Regions from separate parts of the Mus musculus genome. Here all the other regions are linked to region 1. A link is a loop called in an ENCODE intact Hi-C map of the cell type or tissue named here. Cell type or tissue: heart. All regions are shown on one strand.

Evidence for each region. Hi-C counts contacts between places; a loop is a spot of excess contacts. Peaks named below come from ENCODE experiments on the same cell type or tissue, not always from the same donor. Only the 100,000 strongest peaks of a DNase experiment are listed, where the experiment ranks them.
Region 2: a loop joins it to region 1, with 2.2 times the contacts of the local background. A loop is called at or near these places in 3 of 42 quality-filtered maps.
Region 3: a loop joins it to region 1, with 1.9 times the contacts of the local background. A loop is called at or near these places in 2 of 42 quality-filtered maps.

Annotation. Positions count from the first base shown.
Region 1 is chr11:60,929,003-60,937,002 of GRCm38, reverse strand. It overlaps Map2k3 (mitogen-activated protein kinase kinase 3), which reads right to left and starts at 4,949. Exons shown (of 12, transcript NM_008928.5): 1 at 4,732-4,949. The coding sequence starts at 4,780. It overlaps Map2k3os (mitogen-activated protein kinase kinase 3, opposite strand), which reads left to right and starts at 5,136. Exons shown (of 2, transcript NR_027800.1): 1 at 5,136-5,437. In heart, a CTCF peak has its summit at 4,977; DNase peaks (open chromatin) are centred at 1,512, 3,282, 5,032, 5,972 and 1 weaker place; H3K4me3 peaks cover 3,763 bases; H3K27ac peaks cover 4,093 bases.
Region 2 is chr11:61,169,532-61,177,531 of GRCm38, reverse strand. It overlaps Usp22 (ubiquitin specific peptidase 22), which reads left to right and starts at 2,473. Exons shown (of 13, transcript NM_001004143.4): 1 at 2,473-2,817. The coding sequence starts at 2,647. In heart, a CTCF peak has its summit at 3,141; a DNase peak (open chromatin) is centred at 2,322; H3K4me3 peaks cover 3,619 bases; H3K27ac peaks cover 2,163 bases.
Region 3 is chr11:61,263,518-61,271,517 of GRCm38, reverse strand. Aldh3a2 (aldehyde dehydrogenase family 3, subfamily A2) reads left to right here and starts at 4,332. Exons shown (of 10, transcript NM_007437.5): 1 at 4,332-4,664; 2 at 6,223-6,454; 3 at 7,187-7,272. The coding sequence starts at 4,512. In heart, no CTCF peak of the experiment used is centred here; a DNase peak (open chromatin) is centred at 4,317; H3K4me3 peaks cover 1,816 bases; H3K27ac peaks cover 1,346 bases.

The DNA.
Region 1 (8,000 bases):
ATCTATAGGGGCTGCTGGGCACACAGGCCTGACAGATATGGGCAACATGGACAAACAACCAAGGGGAGGTGTGAGAGAATGCACACCTGAGTCCTGCTGCCCACTCACTCCCTCCCTCACTCCCCAGGCTAGCACCAGGTCTGACATGGATGAAATTCTCCCACCTGAGAAACTAGCCCAGGAGGTTGTACCCTGAGGCCGGCCTTGCACCTCCTGAGCTTCCCTCACCTATGCTTTCAAGGCGGCCACTGGTCAACAAGGCTGAGTGACAGGGACAGATCTACAGAAAGGACAGACTAACTCAGTTCTCTACTCCCCTTCCTGATTGTCTCAGGCAGTTCAGGAGCAATGGTAGCTTACGGCTTAGGAAGCAGAGGAGAAAAAGAGCCGAGAGCTCGGGGTTCTCAACCTGTGGGTCAAGATCCCTTTGGGGATCAAACAACCTTTTCACAAGGGTCGGCTAAGACCATTGGAAACCACAAATATTTACACTACAACTCATAATAGTAGCAAAACTGCAGTTATGAAATAACAATGCAAATGATTGTATGGCAGGGGTCACCACAACATAAGGAACTATAGTAAAGGGTCGTAGCATTAGGAAGGTTGCCCTAGAGCTTGGCAAACTCTGGCTTCCTGACCAAAGAAGCCTCGTGTCACAAACCCTATGAATACATCATCAGAAGCCATGTATTCACCTCCCAATGAGAAGCAGCCAGAGTCCCAACAATTAAATAATGACAGATGCCGTTTGTTTGGGAAACTCTATCTCCCATCTTTACTACCACCCTGCAGGGGAGAGGTACTTCCTCCCACTGCCCAGAAGCGGACTGAGAGTCAAAGAGGATATGCCATTTGCCCTGATGAGGAAGTAAGAGTCAGGTTGGGATCCTAGGCCCATTATAACATAGCTGCAATGCTGCTGGATAATGCCATCTGCATCCATACAGGCAAGGCTCCTGTACTTCCTGGGAAGGGGGGGAGAGGAGCACTCCGGCTTCTTCTCTGAAAGATGTCCCCTACTCACTGGACTAAAACCTAATCAAAGTATCAAGAATGTACTGGATACAATGTGTTCAATGTTACATTGCAAAATGGGCAGAGTAGGGATCTGACCGAGGCAGTTCAAGCTGGCTGTCCCTGCAAGGCCACTGCTCCTGGCTCTTACTAGACCTTGCTCCCTGGGCCAGGGACCGTCAACAACAGCTGCCATCTACTCGTCTGTGGTGAGCAAGAGGAAGCAAGAGTCATTTACCTAACAGAGGAAGTTCCTGGACAGGACAGGAGGATCTGCCCAGAATCCCAGCTCAACTGAAAAGTCCAAAGCAGACCGTCACCTGTGATGTCCAGCCCAGGACCAGGGGCAGCCTACAGGTATGTAACCCCTGCCTGGCATTGCCCCTTTAAGCTATAGGCAGTGACTGGCATGCCTGTGGTGAGTCAGCACCCAGTGTCTGCTGACTCACCCACCGGAAGCCTGGCTGCCTCTCCCCACACAGGCTGACTGGGAACTTTACTGCCTTCAGGCCCTGAGCCACAGGCTGGCTGATAGAGAGTTTCCTGTGCGTCACACCAGGACGGGGGGAAGTCCCCAAGGTGCCACCCTCTAGTCTTTCCAACTCCTGGGACAGGAGGAAAGCTTATAACCATAGCAGACAGGACCAGGACAAGACATTCAGTGCTCCTTAGTCTCACTGGGCTGCCAGAGCCACCAGCCACTGATGAACTCCAATGACAACACCTCCAACAGAGTGTCAAAGGCCATCCCTGACAATATGCACAAGGACAAACAAGACATGCAAACCCAGACCACCCTGACATGTGCCCCTGTACCAGCTGCCCTTGGCCTCAGATGGCAGGCAGTGACCCACTAATGAGCAAGGAGACAGGAGATGTCAACAAAGTTGTGGGACCTACATGCCTTACACATGTGGAGAGAACTTCCTAAGCTTGGGCACAAAGAACTAGGCTGCCAACCGTCCAGTGGGAAGTTCATAGATAAAGTTGCAGTCCCCACCAAAGGTCAGGTGCTACCACTCCCCGCTGTGTTCAAAGTCCTCTGCAAACAGGCTAGCAAGATAGCCCAGCAGGTAAGAGTACTTACTATCAAGTCTAATAATCTAAGGTCCATGCCTGAAACCCACATGGTGGAAGGTTGATCCACAAGACTGAACTGAAAGAACTGATACCCACAAAGTATACTAGTATACTACATGTGGCATGCATATATATATATATATATATATATATATATATATATATATATATATCATGTGTATATTTTTTTTTTTGGTTTTGGCTTTTCAAGACAGGGTTTCTCCGTGTAGCTCTGGCTGTCCTAGAACTCACTCTGTAGACCAGGCTGACCTCAAACTCAGAAATCCGCCTGACTCTGCTGCCTCCCAAGTGCTGGGATTAAAGGCGTGCACCACCACTGCCTGGTTGTGTGTGTAATTTTTAAGTCTCCTGCAAAGGTGAAAAAGAGTTCCTGTCAGGGTCCACATTGGTATGGCCTCGCCAAGGTCTCCACTTTGCACCAGTTGCAGGGTCACACTGAGGGAAGCATCCACTGTAAAGACTGCGTGCATGATAGGTGGTCCTCTGCTTCAGCAGACCTCACGCTCCAGTGAACATGGGGGTGATAGCCAGGGTCCCAGGGTCCCATGGCTCCCCTAAGCACCTCACATGGGAACGGGATGGAAGGAGATCATCATAGAACCTGCTGTAGCTGTGCTCTGCCAACATAGCTGTGCAGCCTCTGTGAATGGTAAGTGTTCCCCAGCCTCTGTTTATGGGCAAATGGGGTGATGAGTAATAAAGCAATGTATAACACGTGGAAAAAAGAAAAAAAAAAACCTCTTAGAGTTTTGGTGAATGGATATTGTCAGTTTCCCACTACAGCTATCTCCAGACCCCTAAAAGGCTACAGGGATTCTGGCCCAGGAAAAAGCCTCCACCCAAACCATCCAATACCATGTTACCTAACCTACAATCTGCAAACTCACACTCAGAAGAGAGGCCCGGAACGTCCAGTGCCAGGCCTCAAGTCACCAAGCACATGAAAGCCCATGGTCTCTCCCTATCACTCACAATCTCTCCGGCTGTGATCTGCAACTGCAACTTTTATTTTGGTGAGGCATCTCTTGCCTGGAAGAGCTGAAATGCCTCCAAAACAAACACTGCTTCCAAACCCTTCCTGAGTGGAGCAGCATCTAATTTCCTGGTTCTCAAGTTCCACGAGGTCTGCACTGCAAGGTCCTCCCCAGCCACCTCCCCCAATAAGTGCCTCCCTAGTTACTCACAGAAGTTGGGCAATGGTCAGGGATCTGGCCTCCCACTTATGTAAGATGCAATTACCCCGTCCACTAGGCTCCTGCAGGGCCATGGAAGCCAGCTGTAGGGGACCCAAAAGGCCCCCGCCTGCTCAGGACAACCTGACCAGGACCAGGACTCCTGAGGTTGAGGTTTCCTAGGTCAGAAGGAGAGAAGGCCACCACTGCACAAGTACCCTCTTAGGTGCCCGCCATCCCTGTCCTCTGTGCTCTGCAGCTGCAATCCAAAACTGGGCCCAGCGTTGCAGCAGGAAAGCTGGAGATAGTCAAGGAAGTGCAACAACTATTTGCCCCTGGGTACCTACTATGTGCTGGGCGCTATGCTGGGTTCTCGATCATCTCAGACGTGCTTGCTTCAAACCACTCTACATTCAATCTCACATCACGCCCCTAATATCCATTTCATTAATAAGTCCTAGACATGCCCAGAGACTAGCCAGGTGAAGCAGTTCAGAATTCAGAGGGTCAACCCATTCATATCTCCAGGTCCAGCTTGGAAATCTTTTCTGCAGATCAACCCTACTGAGTCTCTGACATGTCAAAAAAAAACATCCTTCTCTCTTCCTGGAGAAAAAAAAAAAGCATTCTGACCTCCAAATCTTGTCCCCCTCACTTCCCATGACAAATGCTGCTGCTGCAGCCCACGCAGCACCACTGCCACCTCACAGAAATTTCCAGGAAAGACAGTTAATTGGAGAAGGACAAGCTTTGCACAGCCAGCCCCTGGCCTGCTGCTAGCCCAAGGACCAAACAGCACGTCTAAGAGCAGACTAAGAAACACTAGGTGCAAGAATCGGTCAGCTCGGGAAACTCAGTGAGAAGACTGCAACTGAGTAGCAGGTAGCATGGGCAGAGCTGCGAAGTGGAGACGCCAGGAAGTTCTACAGGGACAGCCTTAGGGAGGAGTGCAGGCAGCCAGTGAGCAGGCCAGCAAGACATGGGGCAAAGGAGGATTCACAAGGATGGAAGGAGTTGGAAGAGTGGAGGAGCTCTGAGTAGACAGGTTTCCGGCATTGGGAACACAGCCCTGGGGCCCAGAGTAAATTCCAGCCTGGACAAAATCCAAGAGCCTGGCCTGAGAGGGCTAGAGCAGCCCAAAGACCCTCTAGCAGGGATCACTGAAATCCCTGAGTCCAGGATGAAGCCCGGAAGCCTAAATGAGGAGCTCACGGTGAGGCTACAGACTTGGGAGTGGAGCGAGAACTAGGTCCTGCCTGGGTGAAGTCCCACGGCCTAAGATCCGGATTCCAATAAGGTCCCGTGAGGTCCCGGGCTTGGGCTGGACCCAGTCCTGGGTTGGAGTGCAGACGTCTGTGCCCAGCCCGGAAGGGAGCCCAGGATCACGGGCGGACTCAAATTGAATGTGGCACGGGCCGCGCAACAGGGCGGGAGAGCCTACCTTTGGTCTGAGGCAAGCTGGCCGGCGGGCTCGCGGCGGGCGACTCCATGCTGCGGACCGTCGCGGCGGAGAGCACTAATCTAGAGGACAGCAGACTACACCGGGGCCGGGCGCGCTCATGGCTGCTGGTGGCTGGCAGCGGCGGCAGGCGATGGGCGACAGGCGACACAGACGCGACGGTTCCAAGCGTCCGAGGCGGGCGGCGCCAAAGCCACACTGGGCAGCGCCGGACGCCTGCCGACGGCGCCACGCAGGCCCCGCCCATCGTACTGATTGGCCCGCCTGAAAAGGCCCCAGCCTATCAGACGCCGCCCGGACTGTCACGCACAAACCCCACCCTCCAAGAGCCGGAATCCAACCCAGCTTTCCCCTTAGTACAGCTCGGCTCCGCCCTCTTGCCGTCTAGATGACTGCCCTACCCACTCGGGGGATTGTGCTGGCGTGGTCCTGGGTGCCCCAGCCTGTGCCCCCCTATGGCACAGCGTGTGCGGGTCGCAATCTGGAAAATCCCAAGATCTCTAGGGGGGCAGGGCAGGGCCGATGTGCTCCGTGGGGTTAAAAGTGTTCCCTGAGTGAGACTAGACTCCTAAATGGCTGAGCCATACCGAGGATGAGCGTCCATGTGCTCCCCTGAAGAGAGCGGCGACCACCGGCTTGCCTCCTAGGGCAGCAGGAAAAGAGCGATCCCACGGCGGGCGCGTGCCAGGTGAGTGTTCACCGACTGTGGGAAAGAGTTTACTGCGCCTTGCTGAACGAGCACGCGTTTAAGTCCAGCCTCTACAAGCACCTGGCACGCCAGCACCTAGGGAGCGGGGAATTCAGTGGCTAACCTTTGCCTAGTGACAAAGTAACTGGTTGTAACATTATAGCAGCTCCACTCTCCGGGCTGGGGAGTAGTCTCCGATTAAACAAAGTGTCATTCCAAACACTGAAATACCTTTTGCCAGCCTTGACTGGGGTTCCATCTCGGCCGTCGGTCGCTGAGCCTCTGTCCTCACACTAACCAGGAATCTCTGGGGTCGATTGGAAAGTCAGGTCTAGTGAGGGCAAGAAGCACAAGGTCAAGGAGTCAGTCGGAGCTGGAGTAAGTCTTAGCTCTCTGGCCAACACTCAGGCCCCGAATGCCTGGCTTGCATATTTGATTTCTACCGCAGCCCTCCTCCCGTGCCACGTGCCCCTCCCCATTAGGAATCCTGAATGTCTCATCCTCTGCTGAATCCCAAGGCTTAGCCCAGAGCCATGCACATAGTAGGTGCCTAAGAAATATTTAAGGAATGAACAGAGGAAGTAGGAAAAGCATGCCACAGACATGGGTAAAGTGACTAGTCCCGTGCCAGGCTCTTGGGCACCAGGGTGACTCAGACAAGGCCCTCAAACAGGAGGAGTTTAATGGGTTAGTCAGAGAACTTGACAAACAGCCCAGGGATCACAGACTCCATGTGGGGTGCTATAAATAGATACAAGAGTCCTAAGAGGCCCTGCCTCACCTGGGTGGGGTCAAAGAAGGTGACCTTCCTGGACTAGTCATCAGAAAGAGAGGTAAGAGACCATCCTTGGAAGAAACAGAAAGGCCAGGGCAGGGAGTGGAGACCTGCTCAGGAAGCCAGGCTAGGCTGCACCAGCAAGCCAGTCAGCTGCTGGAATGAGGGGCATGATGGAAGACTTTTTCTCTCTGGCCACCTCTGCCAACAGCATCTGTTACCCTCCTGTCCCTAAGTGTCACAGTTAGCTGGGGGAAGTTCATGACCACTCAGAAACTGGCCAGAGCACTAGACTCAGATCCCAGCAGGCCATCTCTTACTCTGACTCCCGGGAGAGCAGACCCCTCTAAGGAAAGCTGAGGTTGGGGATGGGAAGGGTTCAGCCTGTGTTAGCATGTGACTGTGAGTTGAAGAAAGGGGGTGGTCCAAACCTAGTGTGTGGGGAGCAACTCACTGGTTGAGCACACACTGTGGATGTAGCATTGTGGGATCAACGACGAACAAAACAGACACAACGCTGCTCTCAGAAAGGAATGGACTTCTGGCCTAAGTGAAATGATAGGGTGTCTCAGGTTGACAAATGCTGTGGAAAAAAGGGGACGAGAGAAGGTGTGTCTGGAGGTGGGAGTGTGATTTTAGTGAGGGCAGTCAGGAAAAGCCTCCCTTAAAGGTGCCACAGAAGCAGAGATTTAAAGAAGCAAGAGAAAGGATAGAATCTCCAAGAGAAGAAGCGAAAGCCCCCAAACCAATTGTGTCACCACTGGTATGGTCAGAAATGAGAGGCTCCCTCAGATGCAGCCCCTTCCAGATGCTGTTAGAGCCTCCTCCGCATGCACTGATCATACACCCCAAGCACACATGAATTCCCACAAGATGCACAGGGTTTGTATGCATTTAGCATGGCTGCCCAGGGGCAGGCCTATTGACAGGCACAGTGGTCATGCACAGCTCTGGTTGTATGTGCAGTGTCCTGCCATCTGCAGAACCTCCCAAGGCTTGCTGACCTGGGGTGTGTGCCTTCTTGTGACCAGCCCTAGTGTGGCTGTTCTCTGTGGGTGCCCCACTCAGGATAAAACGATACCCTCTGTGCTCTGCCTGCTGCCCAGCTTTCTCACTTCTGTGCTAGTTGCTGCAAAGAGAGTTTTCTGAAAGCCGGGCTAGGCCCAGCTCAGATCTTTCCTGGTTCCCTAGGTAGGAATTTCCAACCCTCTGGCCCTGTTGACATATCCAGACACTTCAAAACCAAGCTTTCCTTCTTGATCCGATCTTTTCAAAGGCTGTCCCCTCAGCCAGGAATGTCCTTCCTCTGCCATATGAAGAAACACAAGGGATACTTACCTCTTAGGTATATTTCTTTTAACCTTCTGTATTTAAATGGCCACCATTTTGAAATATCACATGATAATTCATACGTGTGACATGACACTACCTGTACAACAGCATATGCCATTTTCACAGCCCTACCTACTGTGTGGTGGTCCTTCATGCAGACTCCTTCTGAGGCAAGCTGTAGAGAGCAGCACCACACTTGGCTCCTGGCTTCCACAGTGCACAGTAGGCACTCACTGAACACTCAGAACATACACCTCCCAAGGAGGTGTGCATTTTCATGGGCACAGAACAGAACAGAAAGCAAAGGATTGCCAGGCAGTTGTGGCACACACCTTTAATGCCAACACTTGGGAGGCAGAGGCAGGCAAAGCTCCGAGAGTTCAAAGCCAGTCTAGGGAAAAAAAGAAAGAAAGAAAAAAGAAAAGAAAGAAAGAAGGAAGGAAGGAAGAAAGAAAG
Region 2 (8,000 bases), 240 kb before region 1:
CATCAACTCTTCATTGGGAGTAAAAAAACCTAGGGGCTGGGAATGTGGCACCAGTGTTAAGGGTACTTGCCTGGCACTCATGAAACCCTGGGTTTGGTCCCTAGGCCCTCACACACTGGGCATAGTTATGTGTACCTATAATCTCAGCACTCAGCAGGTGGATACAGAAGTTGGGTCATCCTTAGCTACAGAGTGAGTTTGAGGTCAATCTGGGCAAGATGAGACCCTGTCTAAGCTGTACCCACCCCCAAACACACACACACACACACATACCTAACAAACAAAAAAAGGTAAACTAAACAAGTAACTGTCCCCTGACAGATATAGTGATACATTCTTTCAAGTGAATCAGGTAGTGGGGGTGGGGTGGGAAAGTGACTGCCATTGTCAACAGGGTGACAATGGAACACTTTCACTGTACAGGGAGTTTCTGGTGAAGCCTGGCAGGTGAGGGAGTATGAGATTTGGGGTGTGGTGGAAAGCACTTTAGGAAGGGGCTCTGGATGTCTGCTAATTTGTCCTAGACCCAGGTCCCCCTCATCCCACCAGACAGGGTTTCTCTATGTAGCTCTCACTCTCCTAGAACTTGCTCTGTAGACCAAGGCTGGCCTCAACTCAGAGGTCCACCTGCCTCTGTCTCCTGAGTTCTAGGATCAAAGGCATGCACTGCTCAACACGGAGTCTTTGTTCTAGTTTTCCGTCCATTAAACTCCACAACTTCCGGATCATGGAAGTCTTGGCAGCAGTTGCTGTTTTGTTTTGTCCCACCTGTGTTGGATTGCAGTAAAATAGCCAGCAGTGGGATAAGAATACCTGAACAGCATCACATGTAAGCCAAGGGCTTCCCAAGACAATGACTGTACTTGAAAGGTTTTGTGTGTGTGTGTGAGTGAGTATGTTCCCTCACAATATGCCCTGAGTGACTCATTCACACACAGAAGTCCTTTAGTAAGCCAAAACCCTCATGCTCAAGTCCTAACTATAAAATGATGTAATATTTGCCTCTAACCTATATGGTCTGTATGCATCTTACCAGCTTCCCCACCCCACCCCTTCCTCTTTTTACTATGAGTCTCACTATTTGCTCTGGCTGACCACAAACTCCGGGCTCAAATGATCCTCCTGCCTCAACCTGAGTAGCTCCCAAAATATTCATATACACAGACACACCAACCCCCACCCACCCCCTTCTCTATGCTGTAACTCCTCTCTGGGTGATACTCAAATGCCAACTAAGATAGCATGCTAAGCCATATCTAAGCCTGAATACGACCATCACTGCTCTAAGACCAAGCTGGTACTCATTGGACAAGCCACAACTGCAATTGCTCCTCGGAACCATGACATCAAAATGCCTGTCGGCAATTTTTCTCGGCTGTCTTGTCTGCTAGCTGCTGTTACTGCAGTACACCGATGAACTCTCTACTTCTTCTGCCTTTTCTGTCTTGGAGAATTATTTCACTGCTCCACATCATGGGTACCTGTCTGCCTGAGTTTGACACCTAGCTGTTATCCTGTTTAAGGTATAACAGGAGAGAGGTGTCTATTTACTCGGTATATACAATTTGTAGGGCAGAAGATCAATATTTTCTCTTCTGAGTTGGTTTGCTGCACATCTGTGTAACCCTCAGATAGGAGAGCTAAATGCATCATAGCTCTATACTGTTCCTACTTAATAATAGAGTGTAATGTGGCTAGTACAAATTGAATTGCTATACCAAACCTGTATAACACGATATTTCAAAGCCAATGTAAAAATTTGACTTGATATTCTGTCTTTATTTGACTGCTTGTTAAAATTAATTTTATCTTTCTTGGTGCAAAATATTGTACAAAATGTAGCCACTAAAAAAATTCGTATACCAGTTGGCATTCTAGTTCAATAGGATAACGCTGAATAATATCCTAGGGAAGGGAAGATCTGTATTCTTGCCACGCCCAATCTCCAGCTGTGGCATTGCGGTACCCAACACAGTCGCCAAGATGGCAGTCTCTGCAGAAACGCCCACACTAGGAACTCCAAGGACCAACAAACAGAACCTAGAAACCCTCCTTTCAGAGAACTCGCAGACGCAGGCCCTACCCTGCCCCACCCCTCCGTCGCCCCGCCTCTTTGCGGCAGAGCTCAGGCCGGTGCAAACCGGTTCAGTGGCCTGACTGACACTCAGTTTTACCCAATCCTCAGCACGCCCCGCCTTCCAAGGAGAGACTCGAAACGTCAAATCGCTGGCGTCTCCGGAGGCGGTTCGAAAGCCTATAATAGGCGCAGACCGTGTCTTAGACCGGCAAACCACCAATGGTGTGACGCGAGGGCGGGACCCTGTTGACCCAACCCGAGGCCTTCGGCTTTTCTCTGGAGCCAGCGGGCGAGAGGAGGGCTGATAGGCGGGGTCTAGAGCAGCGGAGCCTGCGCACTAAGGCCGCCGGCCTGGGTGACGTTATCCTTTCCCGCGGACAGCTCCGCCCTGTCCCGCCCAGCCTCGCCCCGCCCTCCTCGAAGTCAGAGGGTGCTGCGCGTGCGGTGGGTGCTGCTGTAGCCTGCCTGAGTTCTCAACGCGGTCTTTGTCCCCCAGCTTTGTTCTCGCCGCCCTGGCGTCGTCCTCGCCCCCGTCGCCGCCTGCCCCGCGCGCCCGGGCCTTGCCCGCCATGGTGGCCAGGCCGGAGCCTGAGGTCGAGGCCATGGACGCTGAGCTGGCGGTACCGCCGCCTGGCTGCTCGCACCTGGGCAGCTTCAAGGTGGACAACTGGAAGCAAAACCTGCGGGCCATCTACCAGTGCTTCGTGTGGAGCGGAACTGCCGAGGCTCGCAAGCGCAAGGTGAGCCCAAGGCTTGCGCCGCTCTGCGGGCTGGGAAGCGGGGAGTGTAGGTGGGAGAGGGAGAGGGGAAGCCTGGTAGTCGTGGGGAGGGAGCCTGGCCTTGCGGGGAGGGCGTGAGGGGAAGCCTTGCCGTGAGGGGGTGGGGCCGAGGAATGGGCAAGGCGAAGCCTCGCGGTGCAGGGAAGGGGCTAGAGGAAGCATCCCGGTGCAGGAAGGGGGACTAAGGAGAACCTCGCAACGTGGGGAGGGGGCTAGAGGAAGCGTCGTGGTGCAGGGAGGGGGCTAGAGGAAGCATCACGGTGCTGGGAGGGGTCCAGGGACCACCTAGTGGACGCTGTTGGGAGTGTGGCGGTGGAACCCACGATGGGAGGGGGAGGGGTATCTGAGTAGGAGGAGGAAGATCTGTCTGGACATTCCATTGAGGAGTATTTGTCTGTAAAGGTAGTGGTGGGGGCCTGGGGTCTGCAGGGTAGTTCCGTGGATAACAGCTCGTTCCCGGGGCTGAGACCCTTCGCGGACACCTGAGGCTGGCAGGGCCTCCGCGCACTCGAGTTGAGAAGCGAGATTTTTAGGACGTAGGAGGTGATTGACAACCGCAGCCTTCGAGAGTGGCTATTTTGTTGTTTTGGGTCCTGTAAATCTCAGCAACTATGATGATTTTATTAGTGATTTGGAGATGGGAAAACATTATTTTCTAATTTAAAAAAAACTTCATAATTACAATTTGATTTTGAAGGTGAAAAGTGGAATAGAAAATTTTGATTGTTTCTATCTTGAGTAGCATTTTATAACGGGAGAACTGACAAATCTGCTGGGTGTTTCATGTTAAGCATCAAACTCTCCCTCTTTAGTTTCTCGAGGCAGGACTTCTCTCTATAGCCCTTGGCGTTCTTTTCTTTTTTCTTTTTTCTTTTCTTTTTGGTTTTTCGAGACAGGGTTTCTCTGTGTAGCCCTGGCTGGCTTCGAACTCAGAAATCCGCCTACCTCTGCCTCCCGAGTGCTGGGATTAAAGGCGTGCGCCACCACGCCCGGCTGCCTTTGGCAGTTCTTAAACTCGATTTGTAGATAGCTGGCCTCTAACTCACACAGATCCACAGGCCTCTGCTTCCAGAACGATGGGATTAAAGGTGAATGCAAACCACACCCCCCCCCACTCCCACCCCGGCCTAAATTCCCCCTTTTTAAATCAATCGTGGCCATAATATAAGTCTTTGAGGGCGTTAAAGGCTTATGTTCTGTAAGAGTCTTTTAGGATTGGAGCAAGAGTTTTGGTAATAGAAGCATATGATAAAAAAATTACTAGAGTTGTCTTACTTTGTATTTTGAGACAGGAGCCTTTCTCTGTGGTCCAGACTTAACCACCCAGTCTTCCTGTCTCAGCCTCGTGAGAACTAGGATCACAGCAGTAAACGGTCACTGATCCATTCTGTTGCTTCTTGGATTGAGATGTGCTATAAAGTCATTTTTACATTGGGATTAAATGGAGGAATCTTCCCCTTTCTCTTTCCTTGTTTTGCTTTCTTCATCTCCCCAGACTCTTAGTTTTGTATAGCACTACACAAGGAAATGAAAAGTTTCCTTTTTAATTAGGGCTGCTCAGCTCAATGTTTAAATCTCCACCGTGCTACAAGTTCTTTGTTAAGTGATCTTCACAGCCAAGAGTTGGGACACCAGGACAACACTCAGAAATTGTGTTGTTTTGGTGGACTAAATTAGGAAATGAAGGCAGATAGCTATGCTCTGAAGGTGCCCAAACTTAAGGTTGTGAACAGAACTTCACTCCTGAAGTTCTCTCCGACTTAGAATGTTTTCATTTTACAAGTCAGTGAGTCATAAAAAAAAAAGAAAAAAAAAGTTTGGCCTTGCATGGTGGTGAAAGAAGAAGAAGAAGAAAAAGAAAAAAACAAAGAATACAAATGACCAGTAAATATCTGGAAAGGTATTCCTCTTCAACCACCAGAGCAAGGCTGGTTAAAACTGTGCTGAAATTCCATCTTACCCCAGGCAAACTAGGTACCCTGAAGAGAAAGGAGAGCAAATGCATGGAGAAGCCTTATGCACAATTGCAGTGGGGATGCAGACTGCTGCAGCCTTCTGTGAACCAGTGGAGAGTTCTCAAAGACCTGGTCACTGAGCCACCACACTCTGAGGTATAGACCCAGAGGTCTCTAAACAAGCACAGCGATGCAGAAAGGGGGACATCTGGGGAGAGGGAGGGGAAGGAGAGGGTAGTATTGGAGGTGAGTTGAACAAGGTACAGTGATAATGTAATAAAATGTCATAATGGGCCAGGCATGGTGGTGCACGCCTTTAATCCCAGCACTTGGGAGGCAGAGGCAGGCGGATTTCTGAGTTCAAGGCCAGCCTGGTCTACAGAGTGAGTTCCAGGACAGCCAGGGGCTACACAGAGAAACCCTGTCTCAAAAAACAAACAACAACAAAAAAAGATGTCATAATGAAACTGCTATATGACAACTTAAAAAAGTGGAGAAGCACCGTAGGTGTCTGTCAGGGTTGTAGCCTGTGGAGTGTGACTTAGGAGAGCCAGCACCTTCATGTGGACGTGGTGGCAAAGGCTCCCTGCATGGCCTGTTCGAGGTTTAACTTCCACTTCATTCCACCAGCTCACAGAGCTAGCTCTCAGTACTGGCTGATGGCAGGCTGGTCCCAGGCAGGCTGCTGCTGGCTCAGGAGCCACGTTCCTCCGGGAGCCCACAACAGTCACTGTTTGTGGGTGGGAAGCAGCTTCGCTGCCTCTGGCTCTATGACTGGCTGTGCTGCTCCATAGGACCCCTGGTCAGGCACTCCATTGTGCCTCTCAATGGCTGCTTCATGATGACCCCTAAATGGGGTTTAAAATCTGAGCCTTGAGGATGACTGGGAATTCATATTCAAACTTAGCAGTATTGGTAGATGGAAACAGGTTAATAGTGGCAGTGACCTCTGCCACTGTCCCCCGGCTGTTGTAAAACTCCCAGGCCCCAGGCACTGAAATGTCAGGACGACTTCCCTGGCAGGACTCTAGAAAGAATCCATCCTGGCCTCCCTCTTCCAAGACCCTGGCCCAACCTCCAGTCATTCACATGGGTTTAGCCTCTGGTCCCATCACCATCTCTTAGGAGGGGAGGTTACCTGGACGAGCATTTAGGGCTAACCCCAGACTGTCTGGGTTAACCATGCCTTTGCTTAAATATCATGAACATTAATTTTGAAGGTGTTTTATGAGCTACCCCAGGGCTTTGATGGTTTTTTTGTTTTGTTTTGTTTTAACTCAGTGCTATGAAGTAAACCATTGTCTAAATTGCAACCTGCACTTGAGTGAACCCAGAATGTACACTACACATAAGCTCTATAGGTAGGTAGCACCCACTTCAGGATCTTGAACTGCTGTAGCATCGTGGCCACTGACTTTGCCATTAAGTAAAGGTTAAACTTACGGTTGTGCTAGACATACTTCAGTAGCCCAGTAGCCTCAATGTAGCTAACAAGTTGTATAAAAGAGGTAAGGGGAGGGTTATTAATAATTGAATTTTTTTAAAGGCAGTGTTTCCCTATGTAGTCCACGCTGGCCTCAAACTCAGCAATCCTCCTGCCTCACCTTTCAGAGTACTGAGACTACAGGTGTGTGCCACTGTGTTTTGCTAAAGTCAGAGTTTTATCTCTGTCAAAGACCACTTCTGTTCTGTATGGTCATTGGGAAGGGAAGCTGTCCTGGCTTTTTTTTTTAATCTATTAGCTCAGAAAGATGTGTCTTCCATACAAGTAGCAAACTTGCAGTTCTGCCTTAGTCTCTGTGGATTGTACAGTAGGCTCTCGTCACCAACTGGCGAGAGTCAGGCAGGTGGTCCATGAGGACTTTCTTGTTCTCAGACTAGCATAGAGACTGCTTATTTTGTGTGTTGGAGTCATGGCCCTGAGAAGACACAGGTTATTTCACAGTTTTAAACTGCTCATCCATCAGATGTGGTGACCCTTTAAATTCCTGCAGGATTTCACCTATGAATTTACCTAAGTTTGCTCTTTGTCCTTGTTTTGCACTCCGCTTTTTAAGCCATATGTTAGAGGATATGTACATCTTGGTGATTTAATGGAACAGACAGAAAGGGCCAGTGTGGCTCAGTGGATAGAGGTGCTTGCCACTGAACTGGGTGGCCTGATGGGACCCACTTGTGATAAGAGCCAGCTTCCACAGGTGGTTCTCTGACCTGCACACCCCCTGCGACATTGTACACTTTCACACACAAATACAATACATTTAAAAACAGAGCAGTCCATTTCTTCTGCCAGTCCTTACTCTCATCTTCGTGGGTGTCTGCTAAGGCTTCCGTGGAGTTTGGCGTGCTGCCTGCCTCTGTATTTTAATGTGATGGAGCATGTGGGGTGTACTTTACTATGTAGTTCCTTTCTCAGTGTTGTGTCTATTGAGATTCATTCACGAGACAGGTTATAGCCTTTTTTCTGTCTAGGAGTTTTACAGCTTATAAGTTCAGTTTAATGTGTATCTTTTATTAAAAAAAAAAAGAAACCTACAATAAGTAATGTCAGAAAACAATTGTCATAATTTCCATTGGTTCATTTTTACCATTCTTTATTTTATGTGTGTATTTGCCTGATGTATGTCTGTGTACCACTGTGGGCCTCTACAGAGGCAAGAAGAGGGTGTCAGAGTCCCTGGAGCTGGAGTTACAGGAAGTTGTGAGTTGCTGTGTTGTTGTTGGGGATTGAACTCGGGTCCTCTGCAAGAGCAGACAGGACCTTTTTAACTGTTGTGCCATCTCCAGGTCCAGTTTTACATCCGCCCTCACCCTCGTTGTATAAGAATTGGTTGGTGACATCTCGGTAGTTATTGCCATTGCTGCCATAAGAATGAGGGCATAGTCTGTGACGATAATAATGAACACTGTCCAGGAATAATGAGGGAATGTGGCTATCTCATACGTAGTCCATACTCAAATACAGACATGTATTGTTTCCAGATACTAAACTCCCTGAGCTAACCTATAATAATAGTTTCTTCATCATCATCAGAAGAAGAAATAATATAATAATAATGATGATGATGGCTGGGACCAGATGATGATGGTGATGGCGGCGGCTGGGACTAGATGTTCAGTAGGTAGGCCTACTGGGCACTCTGGATCCAAACCTAATTACAGATTTAGCAAAAAAACAAAACAAAACAG
Region 3 (8,000 bases), 330 kb before region 1:
CAAGCGAGCTCACAGTTCAATTCACAGAGGCTTACGCAGGCCAGAATCATGATGCTCTGTTTATAATGATTGTCCTCCAAAGTGCAGAGCCTATGGATTCCAGACATAAAACACACTACTTTTTTTAGCGATGCAGGGGCAAACTGAGTAGAAAGAGCAGCCAATGGGTCCATAAATAGTAAACAAGCAGGGCCTTTAAACCAACACAGGAGACGTATATTTTATGTTAAACAGATAGTCTCACATTCACTCTTAAAAATTAAAATAGGAACGATCTCTGCAGTGTAGATACAGTTACAGTTTATACACTATGAAGGGCCCAGAAATGCCACTCATTCATAAATATAGGACGCTCACTTTATTTTTTTTTTCAAAAGTGAAACACTTATAAAAGCAAAATAAGAGAGAAGCAATTCAGTGTCCACTCGTGGGGAAGCAGCAAACGGGACACAAGAAACCGATAGACATAGTTATTAAAATCCACATCCTTAACAAATGCATGGGGAAAGGGGTTATGAAAATATCGTGTGTGACCTTACATCTGTGAGTAACAGAAGCTATGCTAGGATAAAACATGCTAAAATGGTTCAATTTACACATGAGGGGAAACATTTCAATTTTTATATTTTATGCATTTTCTCCAAATGTCTATGTTCACACAAAATTTTTCTCAATTAAAATGTTACTAGTGAATCTGAGCAATTGCTGTGTACAGTAGCCTGAAACTCATTAGTGGGCAAACAGCGGGCTCCACCATGGTGCTGATTCTGATGGCGCTTAGAGCCTAAGCTTAGGGGTTGCTTTTTATGTTTTGTCCAAGCTAAGAAAACACAAAATCCCAGGAGCCCATTAGAGACTGCTGCCTTGGTTTAAGGTTATTTCCCCTGGCACAGTGTTTGCTGGAGAAGAGCCAGTATAAAGAGTTAATAGTTGGCAGCTTCATTTCCAAATAGAGAGTGCTGAAATTCCAGCTTGAGATTAATCCAACACCATGGGGTCCGTCCTGTGCCCATCACTAAAAAGAGAGATGAGGCATGCCGTGTGTCTGTCCATGAGCCATTCAGGAGGATCGCTTGAGCCCAGGCTTCAAGGCAGGAGGAAGGAAGGGAGACAAGACAGAGAGAAAAAAGGAAAGGGGGAGAATATTAATTAAAGAAAATTTCTTTTTAAGCTACACAGTGGCATTTTCAAGAGGACAAGATTCTTATCTGTACCCTGGCGCCCCCAAATCCATGTGTACCCAAGAAAACTCTTCTGGCAGTTGCAATTCAAACTACAATTTGGAAATGTATTGGCTCCTGAAACGATGCATGCAGGAAAGTATGCTTCAAGCTTGTTTATTCAGTACAATATTAAGGCATCGCCTCTGAGTTCTGTTTCCTTCTGAATCATCTTTATTCTCAGCGACTCAGTTTCCTTTGGTTGTCAAAAAATAAGCCACGGCATGCTCTTGCCCTTCATGCCTCTTTCCTGAGAATCCTCACAAAGTTCCAGGGAGAGCTTTCCTCTGGTCAGGTTTGGACCACCAGCCCATGGCTAAAGTAATTGCTGTACTCTGGATAGATTTCCATCCTGAAGAGACTCTGAGGGGAATTGGGCTCACTGTAAGAGGTGGCATTCTCCTGGGTGCTATAAAAAGGCAGGCAGAGCAAGCCGAGAGGAACAAGCCTGTAAGCAACAATCCTTCATGGCCTCTGCATCAGTTTCTGCCTCTAGCTTCCTGTCTTGTTTTGAGTTCCTGTCGTGACTTTCCTCACTGATAAGACTGTGATGTGGAATTGTAAGATGAAATAAACTCTTTCCACCCCAAGCTGCTTTGGTTACGGTGTTTTATCACTGTAATAAAAAACCCAAGACAACTGATTTCTCCAATAAGGAAAATATTCAAGAGACAATGAAGAGTCAAACTTTCAGTGATTATGCACAATATTTCTGTTTGTTTGTTCTCTGGGACAAGGTCTAACTACATAAAATTAGCTGCCCAGGAATTCTCTATGCAAACCAGGCTGGCCTTAAAATCACAGAGATCCACCAGCCTCTTCCTCTCAAGTGTTGGGATTAAAGATGTTCATCACCATGCTGGTATATTCTTAAGGCAGCCCTCAGTTTCGTTCTCGGGAAGAAAAGCAGCTTTGTTGCCACTCTGATCAACTTGCCCTAGGTAATATAGATTCCTGTTCTAGTTCACACTAGAATTCTACGACTTATATGTCATAGAACACGCCTCAATTTATCTTCTATAGCTCATACTCACACAATGCTTATTAACTCAAGAGTTTAAAATTGGTCACTCTCAGGTCAGATAAGAAAAGATAACCAAGCACACTCCTAAGGTGAACTCTGAGCTAATTTAAACATTGCCACACAGTGCTAGATTTTGACCCTCAGCAGCGGGCTTGCTCAGTACAGGTGATTCTGAGTTGGAGGGTGCAGGGTCCTGATTGGTTTTGTAACAGAGAAGCCTGCTCCTCTTACACTTTCTCAGCTGCAGTCCACCAGCTTCAACCATGAAACCTTCAAAGAGAAAGCTGTGCAGCTTGTTTTGGCTTGCTTCAGTAAGGGCAAAGCAGAGGTGAAGGGTGGGGTGGTCTTGCTTCACCAAGAAGCGCCTCAGATAAGCCTCAACTCACCGGCCATTGTGAAAGCTACAAAGTTGGGGAAGTTAGCTGGACACTCTAGACAGAGGACACAGAATGCCAAAAAAGCCCTGGGATAGCAATGTGCCCAAGTGTTCAGTGAACAGCAAGGAAGCCACTCTGGCTAAAACTCATTACGTGGGCAAATCCTATAAGAAGAGGCACATCCAGAGGCCAAGACTTATAGGCTTATAGAGGATTATATGGGCTTTGAATTTTATTCTCTGGAGAGTTTTGAGAGAGGGACTGACTAATAAAGGTCACCGTACATTCTGAATGTATCAGTGACGCTGAAGGGGAACTAGTCAAACCCACCCAGTTACTTCATGCAGGAAGGATTTCAGGAATAATGAAGGAAGCATGGGGGTGGAGTGGGGCGGATGGTCTCAAAGATCAGAAACTGCTCCAATGAATCTCAGCTGAAACTCATTGCAGTACTGCCCACTTCTGTGCCATTTGGAGACACTGTGACTGTCATCCTCTAGGACTAGGAGCCACCTTGTCCAAGAAATTCCTAGAGGCAGGAATATACTGACTCTCCTTCCACGATAGAAATGCCAGCACCTGCCACACTACTGAGTCCATGGGGAAACAGAAATCTTTAGTGTCCTGGTAGTCTGTCCTTCCTTCCTTCCTTACTTTCTTCCTCTGGCAGAACTTCCTGGGAGGCCAAGGAGGGAGGAGAACCTACTCTGGGCTCCTGAACTACAGAGTGTAAAACGGTAAGTACAGAGCTAAGAAGTAACAGATTCATAGTCGCCAACCAATCAAGCAAGCAGCCTATTAGAGTGCTATTGCTATATATAGTAGATATGTAGTATGGTTTGAACCACTCATTATTGGGCTCAACATATATTTTGAAGATCAAGTCAAAGAGACAGGGAACACTGTAGGAAGTATGAGTTGTTTGCTGAAGAATAATAAAAAGTTCTAATGAAATTAACTATAAGAAGTCCATTATAAGTGTAAATAGAGATTAGCATTTAAATGTGTCCTTGGGAGTCCAAGGAAAGATTGGGTGAGAGCCTTCTCTGCTCTCTACTGGTAGAATTAGATGAGTGACTGCGCGGAGAGAACTTAGTCCCAGACATTTGAATACTTTAATGGGTCAGAAAAGGGAGAAATCCAGAGATGGAAAACCTAGGGAACGCCAAGGAAGGGAAGCGGAAATGTTTCCAGAAGATGGGAAGGACAACACAAAGTGACCGCCGTCGCTGAGCAGCCCCAGATGGGTACGAAAGTCAACCATTGCTAATTAGCCTGGAGAGGAAATTTGGGAAAAAACCTTGGATGGTACGCAGTAGAGAGGATTGAAAATCAGTGTGGGCGATGACAATGCTTGTGTGTGTGTGTGTGTGTGTGTGTGTATACACTGGATTCACCTCCTTCGCGTGCGTCACCCGGCCCGCCCCACCCAGGCCCGCCCTACCCAGGCCCAGCGACTTTGCCTCTGAATCTGAGGCACTGCAGGCGAAGGGAGACTACTTCCGGCCGGGTGAGCACCCTCGGGCCTCAGTTCCTCCTCCTAGAGGACGCTTGGCTCTTTTCTGAAGCCAGAAGGACTTCTTCCGCGTCTTCGCGTGCCAAAAATTGCACCTACACACCCGGCGCCCGGGGACCGCAATCCCGCGGCTAGATTAGAGGTAAGGGGCGGGGCCTCATAGTCACGTGCAGCAGCTCAGCCAATGAGTGCGCACTTTGTCGTTAGCAGGGAAGTGCTGGGGTTTGGCCCACACCCGGGCCGGGTCTAGGCCAGTAGGCGGATAGGACCCAGCAGCGGAAAGTGGCAGTGAGCTGTGGCATCATCCATAGCAGCTCCTTACTGGTACTGTGCTCCCTCACCTGCCTCGCTCCGCGTTCTCCTCAGGCCCGGCCATGGAGCGCCAGGTCCTACGGCTTCGCCAGGCGTTCCGGTCCGGCCGATCTCGGCCGCTGCGCTTCCGATTGCAGCAGCTTGAGGCCCTGCGGAGGATGGTGCAAGAGCGCGAGAAGGAAATCTTAGCAGCCATCGCGGCAGACCTGAGCAAAGTGAGCCTCCACAGGGTGGGAGGGGCCCGATGAGCCACCTTATTCCTTCTCTGTAGCAGGTTGTTTGGTTTTGTTTATCCAGCAGTTAAGAGGAAGCAGAGTACCCTGGACTCTGGACTCTCCAGCCCCGCTTAGAGCCCAAACTGTTGTATTTGCACTCATATTGAAGTGCATACTTTACTTGGCGCCGGCAATTTCTCGTCTGCGAACGCTCTGTATAGCCTTGCCCATTTCTGCTGCGTTCATAGTCTCTTTCCTTACAATGTGCAGTTAACTCTGGATAGGCTGGATCTCAGTAGTTTGTCTGCTTGGTAGGTTTCAGCTATTTCACTCCCTGTCTTTATTTCATGACGTTAAAAGAATGGTTTCTTTTTGTTGACAGTTCTTTTTATTTCCTATAATCTTCAGCACTGAAATTCCCCATATGACTTTGTGTGACATTAATCATATACATGATTGACCTCCAGTATACAGACAATCACCCTGGGGACCTGATAAAATACAAATCCTGACTTAGTCCTCGTGAGACTGTGTCTGAGATTTCTAATGAGGGCCCAGGTGATAACATATGGCCTGTTTAGAAGCAAGCTTTGAGTACCAAGGTTTTAAGTAGTGTTCAAGGTACAACTATGGTCTGTTGTACTCTCTAGTAATATTATTTCTCCCTTTTACTTTCTATCTGTATTCCAGGCATGGTAAGACCTCTATTTTCAGATTTTCAATCAAAGACTGCTTCAAAAAGTGGTAACAGTAGTTGTAGTAGAATCTAGAAACCTTCCTTCAGAGTACTTCTGGTAAAGAGGGGCTGTGGTAATTAGTAAACAAGATAGGATAGTGAATATTAAAACTCTGTGAATCATCCACTCCTCAAACATCAGATAGTTTGTGTATGTTTGTTCATACATAGCGTTCCTGAAGAAAATATATTAAGTCCAGAATTTAAAATCTGGCTCCAAAGTAGAACATATGCAGGTGTGACTCTGGTTATAAACCAGTGCGTTAAGGATGAAGTATCAAGATGCTGCTCAAAAGCAAAGTTGCCACGGTACCTACATCGTGACTTCGGGAGGCTGTTATTAATCGGGAGGTGATGCTGAAAGGGATCATTTTTAACCCTATTTTAAAAGGCTTGGATCGGTAGTGAAGACGTTAGAGGCTCTGAATGTATTAGAGAGGAAGAATCATCCTGAGTATCCAGGGTGTGCCTTATTGAGAACTTGGAAATAAAAAAAAAAATCTGATAGCAAACCGGGGGAGGGGGTGGTGTCTAATAATACCAGTTGTCACTGCAAGTATACTTGGTCTGAGCGTTGTGACATCCTAAGTTAGTGGTTCTCAACCTTCTAATGCAGCCACCCTCCAAACAGTTGTGGTGACCTCCAAACATAAAATTATTTTCATTGCTTCTTCATCACTGTAATTTTGCTGTTGTTATGAATCATAATGTAAAATGTCTGATACGAGACCCCTGTGAGAGTCACAATCCACAGAGTGAGAACCGCTGTCCTAAGCCAAGTATTACACAGTTTGTGTAAGAGTAACTGACCTTCTCTTCCAGAGTGAACTCAATGCATACAGTCATGAAGTCATTACCATCCTTGGAGAGATTGATTTTATGTTGGGGAATCTTCCTGAATTGGCTTCTGCGAGACCGGCTAAGAAGAACCTGCTAACCATGATGGATGAGGCCTACGTTCAGCCCGAGCCTCTGGGAGTCGTACTGATTATTGGAGCTTGGAATTACCCTTTCGTTCTTACCATGCAACCGCTGGTGGGAGCCATTGCTGCAGGTCTGGCGCCAGCTGTGGTGTCTTTATTCCTTGGTCGAGAGTTGTATTTTGTCTTAGTGTTTGTAAGTGTCTAGAATACATTTTCTCTAGTGGTCGGCAGCAGCAATTTATTGAGAATCCATTCGTGTATGTACGTGGATGAGTGCTGCTGAGAAGTTGAAGTTTTCCATGACTACTGAAGTACGGGGGGCATGAATCTGTGAGACTCAGAGGCATCTGATTGAGTCAGTAGTCCCAAGTCTTTGGAGTCAGGCATTCATATTCTAATGTGGTTTCAGTTTACTGGCCTCCGTCTTTACACAAACCAGTCTAAAATCCAAGTCTGACCAGTTTCTTTATTTACATGAAGGTATTGGGCGTAATGCTAGCTAGAGTGTCCAGTGAATCCCAACAGGTGGAAGTTCCAGATCAACGCTTATGTTGACCTAGCCTGTTAGCTCAATGAGTCTGAGCAGAGAGGAAACCCTCCAGGCAGAGCTACAAAGAAAGAGATAGAAATCTGGGGGACTGTGAGGAACTGGCAGATCCTGTTGTCAGTGAGATGCTGAGAGCTAACGGGTTAGCACTTGAGAAGGAAAACATGAACAGAAAGAGGACAGGAGATCTGGGGGGTTGGGGGGCAGACCTAAGAGCTGCAAAAATAAGTGAAACTTAGCCTGGACCTGTACATGGGGTAGCTATCAAAGTTACTCAAGTCCTGGATGATGTCATTGTGCTATTTGCTTTATTTAGGAAATGCTGCCATTGTTAAGCCCTCAGAACTCAGTGAAAACACGGCCAAGATCTTGGCTGAACTCCTCCCTCAGTACTTAGACCAGGTAAGAGTATCTTGATCCATCTTCAACACACCTGTTTATGGTAGAAAACACAGATACAATTCTTGTGCTAGTGGATGTCATTGCTGGCTGGGGATCAATACGATTTCCTTAAGTCCACAACAGTTGGCTTAATAAAGGAAGCCAGGTTCCAAAACACCCTGTAGAATGACCCAGCAACTGTGCTTGCTCAGTACAGTGTACCTTGGCCTGTGGCTTTTATACATATCTTTCATCTCTTTCTACCCTCTGCCACTTGGGAGGATACAATTTTAGACATGGTTTATTTAGTGAAATAGTTAATGAGAAGCTAGCATGTTTTGATCACTTGGTTTTTTTCCTAACCAAATATCACTGTGTTATTACATGAGTACTTCTGTTTTGTAAAGAAAGTGCCTTCCTGACCCAGCACTCCGAGTTAACATGCGGGTATTGAGAACATCAAAGGCCGACTAGGGGAAGTGTCCTACCCCCAGTTTTTGGGTAGGGGATCAAATTCAGAAGCTCTCCTGTTCTCTAGAGAGGAAGTTGATTGCATTGTGACTGCGGGGTCCCACGTGCATCTGCAGGGGATGTTATCTACTTAGCTTTTATCAAAAGGCAACTTGGAAACCCCTGATTTGTGTTATATTTATTAATTTGTAATTTCCCTGCACCCGACTTCAGTCCCTAGAGTAATTTTGTTCTGTTCATTGCCGTAGCACCATTGTCATAGCTCACAGAACAGCTCT